Linked DNA regions of Homo sapiens: all the other regions are linked to region 1. The links are chromatin contacts, found by Hi-C or POLR2A ChIA-PET in ENCODE. All regions are on one chromosome and are shown on one strand. Each heading gives the region's core, a stretch centred on a gene start or an enhancer-like site at or near the end of the contact. The rest is flanking DNA. Distances are from core to core; before and after follow the strand shown.

Evidence for each region. Hi-C counts contacts between places; a loop is a spot of excess contacts on that map. ChIA-PET counts read pairs that join two places held with the same protein, here RNA polymerase II (POLR2A). Pooled maps may share reads with other maps.
Region 2: a pooled map shows a loop between it and region 1 (2.3-fold over the local background). The contact joins two enhancer-like sites. A Hi-C loop is called at or near these places in 2 of 50 pooled maps. POLR2A ChIA-PET finds 5 or more read pairs at or near these places in 3 of 52 experiments (A549, WTC11 and activated naive CD8-positive, alpha-beta T cell).
Region 3: a pooled map shows a loop between it and region 1 (2.4-fold over the local background). The contact joins two enhancer-like sites. A Hi-C loop is called at or near these places in 4 of 50 pooled maps. POLR2A ChIA-PET finds 5 or more read pairs at or near these places in 2 of 52 experiments (BJ and T-cell).

What each region holds. Positions count from the first base shown.
Region 1 is chr20:49,886,128-49,891,001 of GRCh38, forward strand. SLC9A8 (solute carrier family 9 member A8) reads left to right here. Exons shown (of 16, transcript NM_015266.3): 15 at 625-771; 16 at 1,702-4,874. The coding sequence ends at 1,809. Among named protein-coding and RNA genes, the nearest start is that of MIR12122, 25 kb to the left of the region's middle. RefSeq lists enhancers at 1,941-2,752, 2,753-3,564, 4,639-4,808 and a silencer at 2,441-2,560. Within about 2 kb of position 2,529, at least 15 of the 41 ENCODE cell types and tissues checked have a DNase peak (open chromatin) inside an H3K27ac peak, as active enhancers do.
Region 2 is chr20:49,659,030-49,663,903 of GRCh38, forward strand. All of the region lies in intron 1 of B4GALT5 (beta-1,4-galactosyltransferase 5), which reads right to left. Among named protein-coding and RNA genes, the nearest start is that of B4GALT5, 52 kb to the right of the region's middle. RefSeq lists an enhancer at 2,903-3,197. Within about 2 kb of position 2,667, at least 3 of the 41 ENCODE cell types and tissues checked have a DNase peak (open chromatin) inside an H3K27ac peak, as active enhancers do.
Region 3 is chr20:49,682,657-49,687,530 of GRCh38, forward strand. All of the region lies in intron 1 of B4GALT5 (beta-1,4-galactosyltransferase 5), which reads right to left. Among named protein-coding and RNA genes, the nearest start is that of B4GALT5, 29 kb to the right of the region's middle. RefSeq lists an enhancer at 625-1,330. Within about 2 kb of position 2,840, at least 7 of the 41 ENCODE cell types and tissues checked have a DNase peak (open chromatin) inside an H3K27ac peak, as active enhancers do.

The DNA.
Region 1 (4,874 bases), core at 1,279-3,778:
TGAAGCTGCAGAGCACACTTCACTGTGGCCCCACTGAGACTCCTCCAGCAGAGCAGGCGCTGCACTCAGAGCCTGTCTGCTTTGCTCCTACCTATGACCCGAGTCCCGCCTCTTTACCTCCGTCTCTCCCCTCCACATGGGGTCCTTTTCTTCGTCCCTCCCCAATTCCTACAGGATGTGTTCCTCTCCCCTCTCCTCTCTTGACTTGATTGGCAAAAGCCTGTCCACGGTGGAGTCCTAGCTAATAGAGCCACAGGCAAAGAGACAAAAAGCCTCCCTGTGCGATTTGCTGCTAATGAAAAGCCCAGAACAGCAGTTCTGGTCCTGGTTGCATGATAGAATCACCCAAAAGCTTGAAAAGCTTAAAGACCAAGCCCCAGCCTGGCCCAGTCCTTCTGTTTTAGCTGTCCTAGGTGGGGTCCTGGGCATCCATTGTGCCCTGATGGACGTTCCTGCCTCCCTGCAGGCTCCCAGGAGGCCGTCTGCTGCCCGTCACCCTGCATTGATGGTCAAGTGGAGTTAGGGTTGGGGACACTGGCGGCCTGGGTGGTGTGGGGGCTTCCAGGAGGTGCCCCCCGATGGTGCCAGCTGGTGGCCGTCGGGCCGCCTTTCCTCCCTGCTCAGGGCAACACTGTGGAGTCGGAGCACCTGTCGGAGCTCACGGAGGAGGAGTACGAGGCCCACTACATCAGGCGGCAGGACCTTAAGGGCTTCGTGTGGCTGGACGCCAAGTACCTGAACCCCTTCTTCACTCGGAGGCTGACGCAGGAGGTGGGATACCGGCCAGGCCACACTTTCTGGGGGTCCCTTGCCTGCCTCCTTCAGGACCTGCGGTGGCCCAGGGTGGGGTGGAGGAAGAGTGGGGAGGCAGGAAAGCTCACGTGGGCCCGCCAGGCCGCCGCCTCCCGATCTGGAGGCTGGACGTGCTTGTGGAACTCGGCATCTGCTGTTTTTCCTTCGCTGCCACATTTAGTGCGAGGTTAATAATAGATTTGTTAACACAGTTTGGTTTTCCTGGATGATAGACTCGGGGTATTGATCAGCTACTGAATCGGAGCTGAGGAATTTCAGACATACCAGGGCCTCAAGCTGTGGCCCAAGTCTGCCCCCAGCTCAGGGCTCTGGTTCTGTCCCTCGGGGCACTGCTGGCCTCTCTTTAGTTGGAGGCCTTGGGTAGGGGTGGGGCTCTTCCTGCTGCTGCCCGCTTTGTTTCCGAGCAGGCCCATTTTCCACTCTCCGGCAGGCCTGAGAGCTGCCGGTGTGTGCGCTCTTCCAGGAGCCAGGCAGCTCCAGTGACTGTGACCACGACCGCTTCCTTCTCCAGCATCCTGTGCAGTGGATGCAGCTGTGTCCCTGACAGCTGAGGAGATGGAGGCCTAAGGGGGTGCAGTAACCCCGCAAGGTCACAGCCAATATGGGCATAACTGGGAGCAGAGCTAACTGTGTCTGACTCCAGAGACCACATGTTCAGCCTCAAGCCATGCTCCCTCCTCCTTTCTGAATGACACCTCCCGTGACCTCCACCCCCACAAAGAACAATCCCAGCTCAGTTTGTTCAACTGAAACTGAAGTTGCCTGTGGCCATCACCCTGCCTCCCACCTCCTCCCTAGACACCCCACACAAAACACCCAGTAGCATCCCCTCCCTTCCATGGCCCTGCCCCTGACGCCCTGACGGCTTGGTTGTGTCTCTCGACCCAGGACCTGCACCACGGGCGCATCCAGATGAAAACTCTCACCAACAAGTGGTACGAGGAGGTACGCCAGGGCCCCTCCGGCTCCGAGGACGACGAGCAGGAGCTGCTCTGACGCCAGGTGCCAAGGCTTCAGGCAGGCAGGCCCAGGATGGGCGTTTGCTGCGCACAGACACTCAGCAGGGGCCTCGCAGAGATGCGTGCATCCAGCAGCCCCTTCAAGACATAAGAGGGCGGGGCGAGGTACTGGCTGCAGAGTCGCCTTAGTCCAGAACCTGACAGGCCTCTGGAGCCAGGCGACTTCTTGGGAAACTGTCATCTCCCGACTCCTCCCTGAGCCAGCCTCCGCTCAGTGTGGCTCCTCAGCCCACAGAGGGGAGGGAGCATGGGGCCAGGTGCCAGTCATCTGTGAAGCTAGGGCGCCTACCCCCCCACCCGGAGGACCCCTGCGGCCCCCTGCCTAGAGGAGCACCATCTACAGTTGTGCCATTCCCCAGCCACTGCCTTCATGCTGCCCCCGCCGGACTGGCAGAGCCAGGGGTCAGCCACCTGCCTTTGAGTCATCAAGATGCCTCTGCAGCCACAATTCTGACCTAAGTGGCAGGGCCCAGAAATCCTGAAAACCTCCCGCTGCCTTTTGTGATACTTCCTGTGCTCCCTCAGAGAGAAACGGAGTGACCTTTTGTCCTTTACCTGATTGGCACTTCGCAGTCTATCTCCCTGGGTAGCAGACGGCTGCTGCCCTTCTCTGGGCATGTTCTGAATGTTTACACTGGTACCTTCTGGTATCTTCTTTAGAGCCCCCTGCAAGCTGCAACTCTAGGCTTTTATCTTGCGGGGTCAGAGCGCCCTCTAGAGGGAAAAGCTAGAGGCACAGGGTTTCTGCCGGCCCACAACTGCTGTCTTGATTTGCATTTTACAGCAAAGTGCTGAGAGCCTCTAGTCGCCTCCTGCCATCTGATCTCCCTCCCCACCATTCCCGTACTCAGTTGTTCTTTTGTCTAATCGGAGGCCACTGTGCTGAGGCCCTGCAGTGTCTGCTCACTGCTGCCATCTTCGCTGCTAGTCAGGGTTCCATCCTCTTTCCCCTCTCCCAGTTCCCTACCACGTTGGATCCCATTCGTCACCCATGCTAGGGTCCCCAAAGCACTGGGGCAGGGGCCAGAGCAGCAGCACCCAGTGCTCCCTCCTCTACTCTGACCTGGGGCCCCAGCATCCTGGAGCACACGCTCCACGCACACACACCCCAGCCCTGTCCCAGGGGCCTGGCCCCCTCAGCCATCTCAGGGTGAGGAGCTGCCAGTCATGTCCAGATGGAATGACTCCCATCCTCTCCTCATCTCCCCTTTGACGAGCCTCAAACTGCTCAGCTCATCAAAGAGCCATTGCCAACTTCCGTATGTGGTTCTGGGTCCCAGGGAGCCTTGGAACCTGGCACCCTGGGGTGGTTTAATTCATCATTAAGAAGCATTCCTGCTTCTCAAGGGACACAGTGGCCTGCATGGGCCAGCATGGACCCTGGGCTGATCATGTGCATTCCTGCTTCTCTGGGGACACAGTGGGCCCACATGGGCCAGCATGGACCCTGGGCTAGAGCAAGCACATCTCCATCTCTTCCACCTCAGGCAGTGTGGCTCCAGATGTCAGGAGGGACTGACCTCAGGACCTTCCAGGTTCCTCTGTGCCAGGAATGAGAGGCCAGGCCCGATCCTACCACCTCGCCTTGACCCTGAAGTCAGAGCAGGCCAGCCAAGCAGGAAGCACACTGTTTACTTTTTGCATGAAAAGTAAATGTGTACTTGATAGAGCTAAAATATGATCTTTTTTAATTTCTCAACCCCATAATTTGAGCCATTGCCTTGCTTAATTTTGGTTTCCACCATTTCCTTTTAGTGGAGAAGAGAGGAAGTCAGAGGGTAGGGACCTTTGCCTGCCCCTGGGCGAGTGCGGGCAGGGATCTGAGACCAGATTGTTCTCGCACCCCTGCCAGAACTCACTCTCCCCTGAAGTTTAGGGTCCCATCTCCCAGATGTAAGTTGTTTTGCAAACTCAGTTTGCCAGGATTTCTTTCTTTCCTAATCTTAAATTCACAGATAAAGCAATGAAAAGAGTCAGATCCCATTTCCGTCTGCCCCCTCGTCACCAGGTGTGATAGCCCCAGCCAGGTCACACCTGGCCTCACACTTTGAGCTGAGACTTGAAAACGATGCTGTGGCGGAAGAGCATGTGGGGCTTGGTGGAGGGGCCCCAGGATTTGTTGGGGGCAAAGGGGGTGGCGGGACCGTTCCCAGGAGGTACCAGCACCTGCCTCGATCTCCTCTGAGCCTCTTCTGCCCCCTGTCGGCCAGGTGAGGTCAGCAGCCTGGGAGAGTGCCCCCAAGAGATGAGGGCACCCCGTGTTCCTTGGCAATCTTGGCTCACCTTGGTAACAAAAGGCCATAGAAGTCTGTTTTTCTGGGTCAGTTTTTTTTGCCTGAGAATAACAAATTGCTGCTGTCTACCTTTAGCACACCCAATAATTCTATTTGGGGCAGTGAATGCATAGAAGATATAAAAATACGCAGCTTAACTATATCTTCCTGCGTGTGTATTTATTTTCTTCTGGGTCTAGGCCATGGTACAGGAGAACTGTGGCGTGTAGGAGGAATACTTCAGGATGAGTGAAGGCTGGAGCCAGGGAGCGCTGGAGGAAACCAGCCCTTTAGCCAGCAGCCCCTCCACCACAGGCACTGCTGTGTGGAACGAGTTCTTGGAATGAATCCCATGCTTTCTGCAGCCTGTAGTTGTTATGACCCCTCGGAACAACCACCCCGTGGCTTGTGTGGGGTCTCGCAGGGAAAAGGGCTGGCTTCTAGGTCCCCGAGATAAGTGTGCAGGGGGATGGGCCAGGGCCAGGCTAAGGGTGGCTCAGTTCCATCATCTGGAGGTCAGACACACTGTCCAGAGGCAGAACTGAAGCCCTCTCGGCCCCTACCCTAAGCCAGCCACCCCTCTTCACAGTGGGTGAGCTGGGCTGGGCTGGCTGGCATGAGGCCAAGGGGTAGGCCTGAGCGCCAGAGTCGCCCAGGTTAGCCCACAGGATTCCTTTGTGTGCCATGGAATGCTGAAAGATGGGTGACTGGGGACCCTTCTTAAAACCTTTGGCAAAGGTGCCATCGGCAGGGCTTGGCCTCATGAAGT
Region 2 (4,874 bases), core at 1,417-3,916, 230 kb before region 1:
TAGAATTTGAACCAGGTGTGTCTGTGCTCTTAACCACTAAGCTTTTATACCTCACTCATCCATGTTCTAGCCACAACCTCTCTCTGAAAGATTTCAAGCACCCACATGGCTTAAATGCTTACTCTTAAGGAGATAGCTCTCACATCTTCATCTCCTGCACAAAGCTGCCAGATGGATCTTTCTTGACCTTTCTTAATTACAGATTTATCCACACTGTTACTGCTCAAAAGTCTTTTACGTCTCTTGCCTTTATCCCTGAGCTGCTGCTACAGCAAGGAGTCTATTCTTTCTGCCGTGCAAATCCCATTAATCCTTCAAACCCCAGTTCACAGACCTCTTGAGGAAGCTTTCAGTACCGTGTCAGTCTCCCCCCTTCTCCAGTTTCTGTGATGGTCTATTACAGACTATCAAAACTTGGATTTGTTTCCATGTTGACTTAATTCACTAACAACTGTCTCGTGTTAGTCTCGTCATTCAACTAATAAATTAACGTAAACCACATAGTATTTTTTTTTCTAATTATCGAAAGGAACTAGCACAATGCTAAAAAAATAAAAACTGAGGGAGTAAAGATTGCCAAACAAAAGGAAATAATCACAAATCCACAACTTGGGATTGGATGGCATTTTAAGGAACACTCACCAATATCATCGAATGCTTCCCACTACTGGGGAACTATGACCTCCAAGAACACAGAGTCAACAGGGAAAATATGGCCATCAGCAAAGAAAACCTACTTTGGTTGGGTACAAAATGTTTCCCAGTCACTTGTTTTTTCTTTTTTTCTTTTTTTTTTTTGAGACAGAGTCTCAGTCTTGGCTCACTGCACCTCCACCTCCCGGGTTCAAGTGATTCTCATACCTCAGCCTCCCAAGTAGCTGGGACTACTACAGGTGCATGCCACCATGCCTGGCTAATTTTTGTATTTTTCATAGAGACGGGGTTTCAGCATGTTGGCCAGGCTGGCCCAGTCACTTTTGCCCACTGGTTCTCTCTCAACCTTCCCCAGACACCCTCTCCCACTCAGGCCCCTTCTATGTGTGCCCCTCCCATATCACAACTTCACACAACTTCACATCTTCATCATCACAACTTCATCATCACAACCTCACTCCCCATCCAGGCTGCGCTCTCTGCATACTGGCCCAGTTGTCTACACTTGACAAAGAGTTGTGACCACACTAACGGAGTTGTCCAGATGCAATAGGATGAGCCTAGAAACACACAAACCACCAGCAGCCCTGTTCCACCTGTTACCAAAGATCTGTAAAAGCAAGCCCCTTTTTGGAGATTCACAATGCACAATAACTCAAGGCCCAGAAATTCCCAGAAGAGAGATGTTTAGTTATTTAGCCTGCCATTTCCCAAACCAGAACATCAAGTGAGTCTCTGCAGAACTTACTTTGGGAAATTCAGTTTTGGATATTTCTATGAATAGACTTTTTAAACGTCCATTACATGGTTAGGTAATCAATCAATCAATCTTTGCTGAATGTTGTTGGTAAACAGCAGTCACATCCTATTACTAATTCATATCAAGCTTGCTAGAAGCAAAATCCCCTTAATCTTTTTAGAGATGCTAAATTGCCCTTCTCCTGTGCAATGCTCATGTAGTTGGTTATACAAATCAAACTGTAGGACCTTTCAGGTGTCTCTATTAAAAGTCTTGTTACCGGTTGGGCGCAGTGGCTCACATCTGTAATCCCAGCACTTTGGGAGTCGGAGGCAAGAGGATCACTTGAGGCCAGGAGTTCAAGACCAGCTGGGCAATACAGCAAAATCCCGTCTCTACAAAAATAGATTTTAAAAATACTAGCCGAGTGTGGTAGTGTGCGCCTGTAGTCCCAGCCACTCACTCAGATCAAGGCTGCAGTGAACCATGATCGTGCCACTGCACTCCAGCCTGGGCAACAGTGAGATGCTGTTTGGTTAACAACAACAAAAAAAGCAGTCTTGTTAATAAACTTAGGCCATGGCTCTGGCCTAAAGTAGGAAGTACATATGCATACACATGTTGCTTTCAATCTAAATTATCTCATTCAAAATTCACATCTCTGTGAAGTAGATATCATCTTGAGTGTTTATTTTAGATTAGGAAGTCAAGTCCTCCAGGGGGTAATTTGCCCAAGGTCATATGGTTAGAGAAATCAAAACCAGAGAGGTGAACTGAGTTGCTGCATATATTTTGATGAGCTTTACTTTGTTTTTTTCTTTTTGTTTTTTGGAGATAGAGTCTCCCTCTGTCGCCCAAGCTGGAGTGTAGTGGCGCGTCTCGGCTCACTGCAACCTCCATTTCCCAGGTTCAAGCGATTCTTCTGCCTCAGCCTCCTGAGTAGCCGGGATTACAGGCACCTGCCATCATGCCCAGCTAATTTTTTGTATTTTGGTAGAGATGGGGTTTCACCATGTTGGCCAGACTGGTCTTGAACTCCTGACCTCAGGTGATCTGCCTGCCTTGGCCTCCCAAAGTGTTGGGATTACAGACGTGAGCCACCGCACCCAGCTAACTTTGAAAATTCTGAAAGCAGTACTTTCTAATAATATGGTCCTGCGCAACAGTGGCTGAATCACAGTTAAAAAAAACAATTTTAAGTTGGTGTGCAGTGGTTAAATCCTCCAGTTTCAACGAGTCTCTACTGAGCACCTCCTTCACTGTGTGCTTTTCAGGCACCGTACGAGGGCACTGGAGGCCAAGTATGCATAAGGCAACGCTGAATAGATGAGTAATGTATAGACAAAATTCAACAAATTACAATGCAGTGTGGTAAATGCGACAACATTTAACACAAATTCACACTTACTAATAATTTGTTTTACACTTTCATGAGACAATGTAATTATTATCCAGCCTCATATCTAGGAGGAGGGATCTCTTATATATAACCATAATTCAGTTGAGAAAAATAAGCCCCATTCAGGTCTACACAATTAGAAATTTCCATTCAGATGCCAGTGTTAGCAGCCTTGGGCCATGGCTTAACTGGACAGCTTCCGGGGGCGAAGGACTGGGTTTCCTGCCCTTCAGCCACCTCTTGGCCACACAATGGTGCCTTTCTTCCTCTCTGCTTCTGATTCTAACAGGAAAACCTCCTCCTTTCTCACTGAACCTTAATGTGTATCCTTAATGTTTGCTGTGGTTGGCTTGGTAAGCTAAAAGAGGGTTCAGAACCAGAAAAGAAACCATTCCCTTCCTGACCACTTTTTACAATCTGTATCTCACCCCCAACATATGCAAACATACAACACACACACACTCACACCCAAACACCAATCACCCTCCTCTGCTTTGGTTTTCTACTTAACATACAACATATTTTAAAATTTATCTTGTCCCCCATAAGAATGTGAGCTCCATTAGGGCAAGGCTGTTGCCTACTTCCTTTAATGCTGTACCCCCAGTGGCTAGAATGGTGTGTTGGGAACACAGAGGATGCATAATAAATATCTGAATTTAAAAAATAATAATAATAAGTTGAGACAATATAGAGTTTTCTGAACTTGGCTGTGCTCCAGGAGGCATGGAGATGGATTTCAAGCCCTTCTCTTTATTTTGCATTAGCCCCCTCCTCCTTTCTGAGAGGAACCCAAAATACTGTAAGTTAACCAGTTTCACTGCACTAACCTGTTCCTAAGAAAAGCTCAGTCATTCCTTTCCACCAATTGAGCAGCACTGCCAAAAAGATTAGCTTTCCCCCCAAAATGTTCTGTTACTCTCATTCCTCATAAAGCTTTTAAAAACATGTTCCATACTATAATGCACAAGTTTATTCAAAATCTTGTGCAATAATATTTGTAGTAGAAAAACACTAGGGAAAAAAGCCTAAATGACCATCCAAAGGAGACTGGTTGAATACATTTTTATACTCACTCCCATGGATGAGTACCATGAGACCATAAAAAAGAATGAGAAAACATTTGTTATAGTCCAAAACTAGAAAGAACTCAGAAGAGATTAAATATTTGTAGCCTATTCCGATTTTGGAATACTATACAGCAACAGGAATAAATAAACTAGAACTGCATGCACCCACGTGAATGAATCTCTCACACTTTATGTGACACAAAGAAGCCAGACACAAAAGAACACATGTGGTATGATTCCATGTAGATAAAATACAAAAACAGGCACAGCTAATCTACAACATAAAAGTCAGGAGAATGGCTACCCTGGAGTGCAGGAGAGTTGAAGGTGGCTTCTGGTCATCTTATTTCTTAACCTGGATGCTGGTTATTCAGATATATTCATTTTCTAAACATTCACCAAGCTTTTTGCTTACATGTACACATTTTAATGTTATATGTCAACAAAATTTACCTTCCCCAAAAATAAGGTGAGCAAAACCCATGAATTGACTTCCAAGACATATTATGCTACTTAATAAAGGGAAATTGATATGCACTCACATATTTTTACAAAAAAAAAAACATAGGAAGAGTAAACCAGAAACTAATAAAAATGAAGGGGTAGGACTGAGGCCTGAGTACACCTTTTATATTTTGGACATTTACGTATTAAAAAAATTATCTAGCTGGGCATGGTGGCACACACCTATGGTCCCAGCTGCTTGGGAGGCTGAAGTAGGAGGCTGGCTTGAGCCCAGGAGTTTAAGTCCAGCCAGAGCAACATAGTGAGAATTCATCTCAAGAAAAAAAAAAAAAAAATATATACATATATATATATATATATATATATATATATGAAAAATGGGCAAACCCTAAAACTAAATACAAACACAAACAAATAATTCTAATAATACATTGTACTGAAAACACAACCAACGGAAAAGTACTCCGATACATTCTTTGAGAGATATACTGTAAGGACAAAAAGAACCGTAAAGAATCTGGAACTCTGTTTAGCAGGTCTGTTGATT
Region 3 (4,874 bases), core at 1,590-4,089, 200 kb before region 1:
AAGCATCCACTTTCCTCTGCTTCTCCAAAGCACTAATTACCTAAAAGGACACACAAGTTTGCCTACCACATAGCAGCAGCCCAATAAATATTTGTTAAATGTAGTTAAGAGTATTATTAGTGAGCCTAAGGCAAAAATTCAAGATTCCAATTCTAGGCCGGCGCAGTGGCTCACATCTGCAATCCTAACACTTCAGGAGGTTAAGGCAGGAGGATCACTTGAGCCCAGGAGTTTAAGATCAGCCTGGGCAACATAGGAAGGCCCCTTCTCTACTGACATAAAAAAATATTAGCCCGGCATGGTGGTGTGCACCTGTAGTCCCAGCCAGTTGGGAGGCTGAGGTGGGAAGTCTGCTTGAGCCCAGGAGTTCAAGGCTGCAGTGAACTGTGATTGCACCACTGCACTCCAGCCTGGTTAACAGAGTGGGAGACCCTGTTTCTGGGGAGGAAAAAAAAAAAGTGACATAGAAGGACGACATATGCTTATATACAACAAATACAAATTCTCAACTAAAAGTTAAATAATAAAAGTTATCCTAGAAATAAACTGTTTTGATTTCACAAATAATGTTCTCCTTAGAAGTTGCAAACTATCTGCACATAAATGTGCTCTGTTTAGTCTAACAGGTATTTTCTGGTTTTCCTTTTATCTTTAAGCTGAATAAATTGTCAGGTAAATGGTTTAATGGTTGAAAGTATTAACTCTGGAGGAGGGCTAGACAGGTTTAAATTTTTTTTTTTTTTTTTTTTTTTTTGGAGATGGAGTCTCACTCTGTTGCCCAGGCTGGAGTGCAATGGTGCAATCTCGGCTCACTACAACCTCCGCCTCCTGGGTTCAAGCGATTCTCATGTCTCAGCCTCCTGAGTAGCTGAGATTACAGGCACCCACCATCATGCCCGGCTAATTTTTGTATTTTTGTAGAGATGTCGGTTCACCATGTTGGCCAGCGTGGTCTTGAACTCCTGACCTCAGATGATCTGCCAACCTCAGATGATTTGCCCACCTCGGCCTCCCGAATGCTGGGATTACAGGCATGAGCCACTGCGCCCGGCCTAGACAGGTTTAAATTCTAGTCAGCTGAATGACCTTTGGCAAATTATTCATTCTGTGTTTCCTCATCCATAAAACGGGGATAATAATATCCCTATCTCATTTGTATTGAATGAGTTAATATTGGTAAAACATTTAAGAATAAAGACTGCAGCCAGGCACGGTGGCTCACGCCTGTAATCCCAGCACTTTGGGAGGCCGAGGTGGGTGGATCACTTGAGGTCAGAAGTTTGAGACCAGCCTGGCCAACATAGTAAAACCCTGTCTCTACTAAAAATACAAAAATTAGCCAGGTGTGGTGGCACATGCTTGTAATCTCAGCTACTTGGAAGGCTGAGGAGGGAGGATCGCTTGAACCCAGGAGGTGGAGGCTGCAGTGAGCTGAGATCACACCGCTGCTTTCCAGCCTGGGCAACAGAGCAAGATTCCATCTCAAAAAAAAAAGAGCAAAGTAATAGTACCTACCTCACTGGGTCAGGAAGAGAAGCAACACATGCAGAGCTCTAAGGGAGTCTTGTATATGGTGAGCGCTAATGTGTTCATTCAGAATTTACTTTAATTTAAAAAAAAAGTTGGCTGGGCGCGGTGGCTCATGCCTCTAATCCCAGCACTTTGGGAGGCTGAGGCAGGCGGATCACAAGGTCAGGAGATCGAGACCATCCTGGCTAACACAGTGAAACCCGGTCTCTACTAAAGACACAAAAAAATTAGCTGAGCGTGGCAGTGTGCGCCTGTAGTCCCAGCTGCTGGGGAGGCTGAGACAGCAGAATGGTGTGAACCCAGGAGGCAGAGCTTGCAGTGAGCCAAGGTTGCGCCACTGCACTCCAGCCTGGGCGATAGAGCAAGACTCCTCAAGAAGAAAAAAAAGTTGGTCCCTGAACTGAAAGAGGCCACATATCAAGGACATAAGCACGCAAAATCAGCAAGTGCCATACAGTAAGTACTGATCTACAACAGAAAGAAATCAAGGCATACCTGCAGACTTAAACGACATACTGAAGAGCCACGTCCTTGTTCAAATAATTCCATTCCAATTCCCCAGAGAACAGAGGTGGCATGCGGTAGGATTAGAGTTTCACTCAGCTAAGACAGAGGTTTGAGTCCCTGCTCGGCTTAGCTGTGTGATCTTGAGCTCGTGACCAAACTTCTTACAGTCTTAGGAGAGTTAGAAATAACAAATGTAGATTCCAGAGTGATTGAAACAGAGTAGGCCTTCAGGAAGTCACAGTTATTATTTGTATAAGCCTTTCAGTTTAGAGTAATTTTAGAATTATAGAAAAGTTGTGAATATAGTACACAGAGTTTCCATGCTGTTATTTTATTTTCAACAATATTGTTATTCTGATTGTGAAGAGAGGTAAACAATTTCTAAATTACACCTTAAAAATCCATGACAACAAAGAATACTGTCACTCTAGGAAACTTCTGATTTATGCACTTAAACACACCACTCCGCATCAGGTGAACTGATTTCCCAAGTTTGTTAAGATGTGTTACACAGTTTAAAGGCAGACATGACTAAGAGGCTAACATGTGTATCACAGACCTAGGAACACTTTCTCCATGTTGCCGTCTCTAAAAGGAACTTCAGCAGGTGCAGTGGGTGCCTCCTCTCAACTCATACCACAAACCCAGGGGCTTCAAAAATTACTTTCCCTCTACCAGGGCCCTTCAAAACACAGTATTTCCTAACCAACAGAAAACGAAAAACTCTGTGACCCAGACAGCCCAGCCTTTGAAAGCAGCAGGGGTAGCAACTGCTGAGCCTCAAAAGTCAGCCTCTGAGTAGCCACCCAGAATGCAATGGGCTGGCAAACAGTAGGGGAGAAAAACGCTGGATCCAAGCCTGGATCCCAGTGCTCACCGGACAATCATTTGTCCCATTTCCTCAATTATCTGTTTGTCTCCTATAGCTGTCTATCATAAAGGCAATGTGAAAATATTATTTTAAATTTTACAGAATAGAAATTACGGACTCAGAAGAGGCATATCCAGACAATAGGTAGAAAAGTAGAAAAATAACAGCTATTGTCCTAGAAATCAAATACAATACACACTAACATTTAGATCTGCTTTTAAGAGCTTTCAAAAACCTCACGTTATTAGACATTTTTGGATAGTTTTAAAAGTCTTGTTCTTTAACAGTAAGAAAAATGCATCCCCTGAATTGAAGCTTTAGAGTATTTAAAGTGAAAAGCTTGCTAAGAGATAAATGTGCAAAAAAAAAAAAAAAGTAGTATTTGAGCATTGCAGAGGGATTTCTCCTTTCTCCTGAGCTGCTGCTGTAACATCTCCTCTGACTCAGCACCTAAGAGGCATGATGGGAAGGGAGTACTATAAAAAAGCCATGCATTATTAACAAGACATTTGGCATCAAAGCAGAATGATTTGGAAAACCGGAAAATGTCCGCAGAATAAGAGAAAGGGGAGCTAACAGCTTAAATTATTTTTGGTAGTGTCATGCCATTCAAAATTGTCCATTCTAATCTTCTAAGCTGTCTTTTTCTCCCTTAGTTTTAGCTCTAATTCTGATCTCTTTATGTCTTTCCTACCTTACATTCCAAATGGTTACTACTTACATTCTGAGTGGATTTCTCTGTGTTGGTTTGCTCCTGTCAGTTTTAAAGAACTGCTGTACACGCATTAGATCCAATGAAGACAGACTGCAACAGAACTGCTCTGCAGAAGCCCAAGAGATACCACACATAGGATGTTAACACTTACTACTGCCTAGAAATCAAGAGTCTGTCTTCTTAACCCTAGAATAAGCAACCAAGTGACCTAAGTTCCCAATTCACAGATGGCAAGCCAATGGTTAAAAAAAAAATACATTTACTCTTACAACCATTTTTAGGACCCTAGAATTTACCATCAAATTGTCAGTAAAAAATGAAGCTGGGCCAGGTGGAGTGGCTCATGCCTGTAACCTCAGCACTTTGGGAGACCGAGGCAAGAGGACCTCTTGAGGCCAAGGGTTCTTGCTATGTTGCATAGGCAACATAGCAAGACCTTGTCTCTGCCCAAAAAAAAAAAAAAAAAAAAAAAAGCCAAGTGTGGTGGTGCACACCTACAGCCCCAGAGACCCACAAGGCTGAGGTGGAAGGATCCCTTCAGCCCAGAAGTTCGAGGCTGCAATGAGCTATAATTATGCCTCTATACTCCAGCCTGGGTGACACAGCGAGACCCCATCTTTACCAAAGAAAAAAAAAAGAATGAAGCTGGCATATAGTCCAATGGTCAGAGACAATGACTTGAGTAACTCAAAATCCAATTCTGCTTTTCTGGCATTATATCAAATTAGGAAAACTATTCCCTTCCTTTAGGCCAGTAGTTCTCAATTAGGGGTGCTTTTGCTTCCCAGGGGACATTTGGCAGTATCTGGGGGCATTTTTCGTTGTCACCACTGCGGGAGAAAGGTGCTACTGGCATCTCTTGGGTAAAGGCCACAGAGGCTGCAAAACATCCTACAAGGCACAGGACAGCCTCAACAACAAAGCAGCATGTCAACAGTGCCAAGGTTGAGAAACTCTGCCTTAGACAAATCACTTAACTTCTACTGACTTTTAAATTAACCACTGACACTGTTAGAAAGTACAGCAGTAATGCATAAACGTTAAGTTTATATTTGCTGGTTCACATTTATTGGATTAATAAACATGCTGGGCGCGGTGGCTCATGCCTGTAATCCCAGCACTTTGAGAGGCTGAGGTGGGCGGATCATAAGGTCAGTAGTTCGAGACCAGCCTGGCCAACATGGTGAAACCCTGTCTCTACTAAAAATACAAAAATTAGCCGGGTGTGGTGGCAGGCGCGTGTAATCCCAG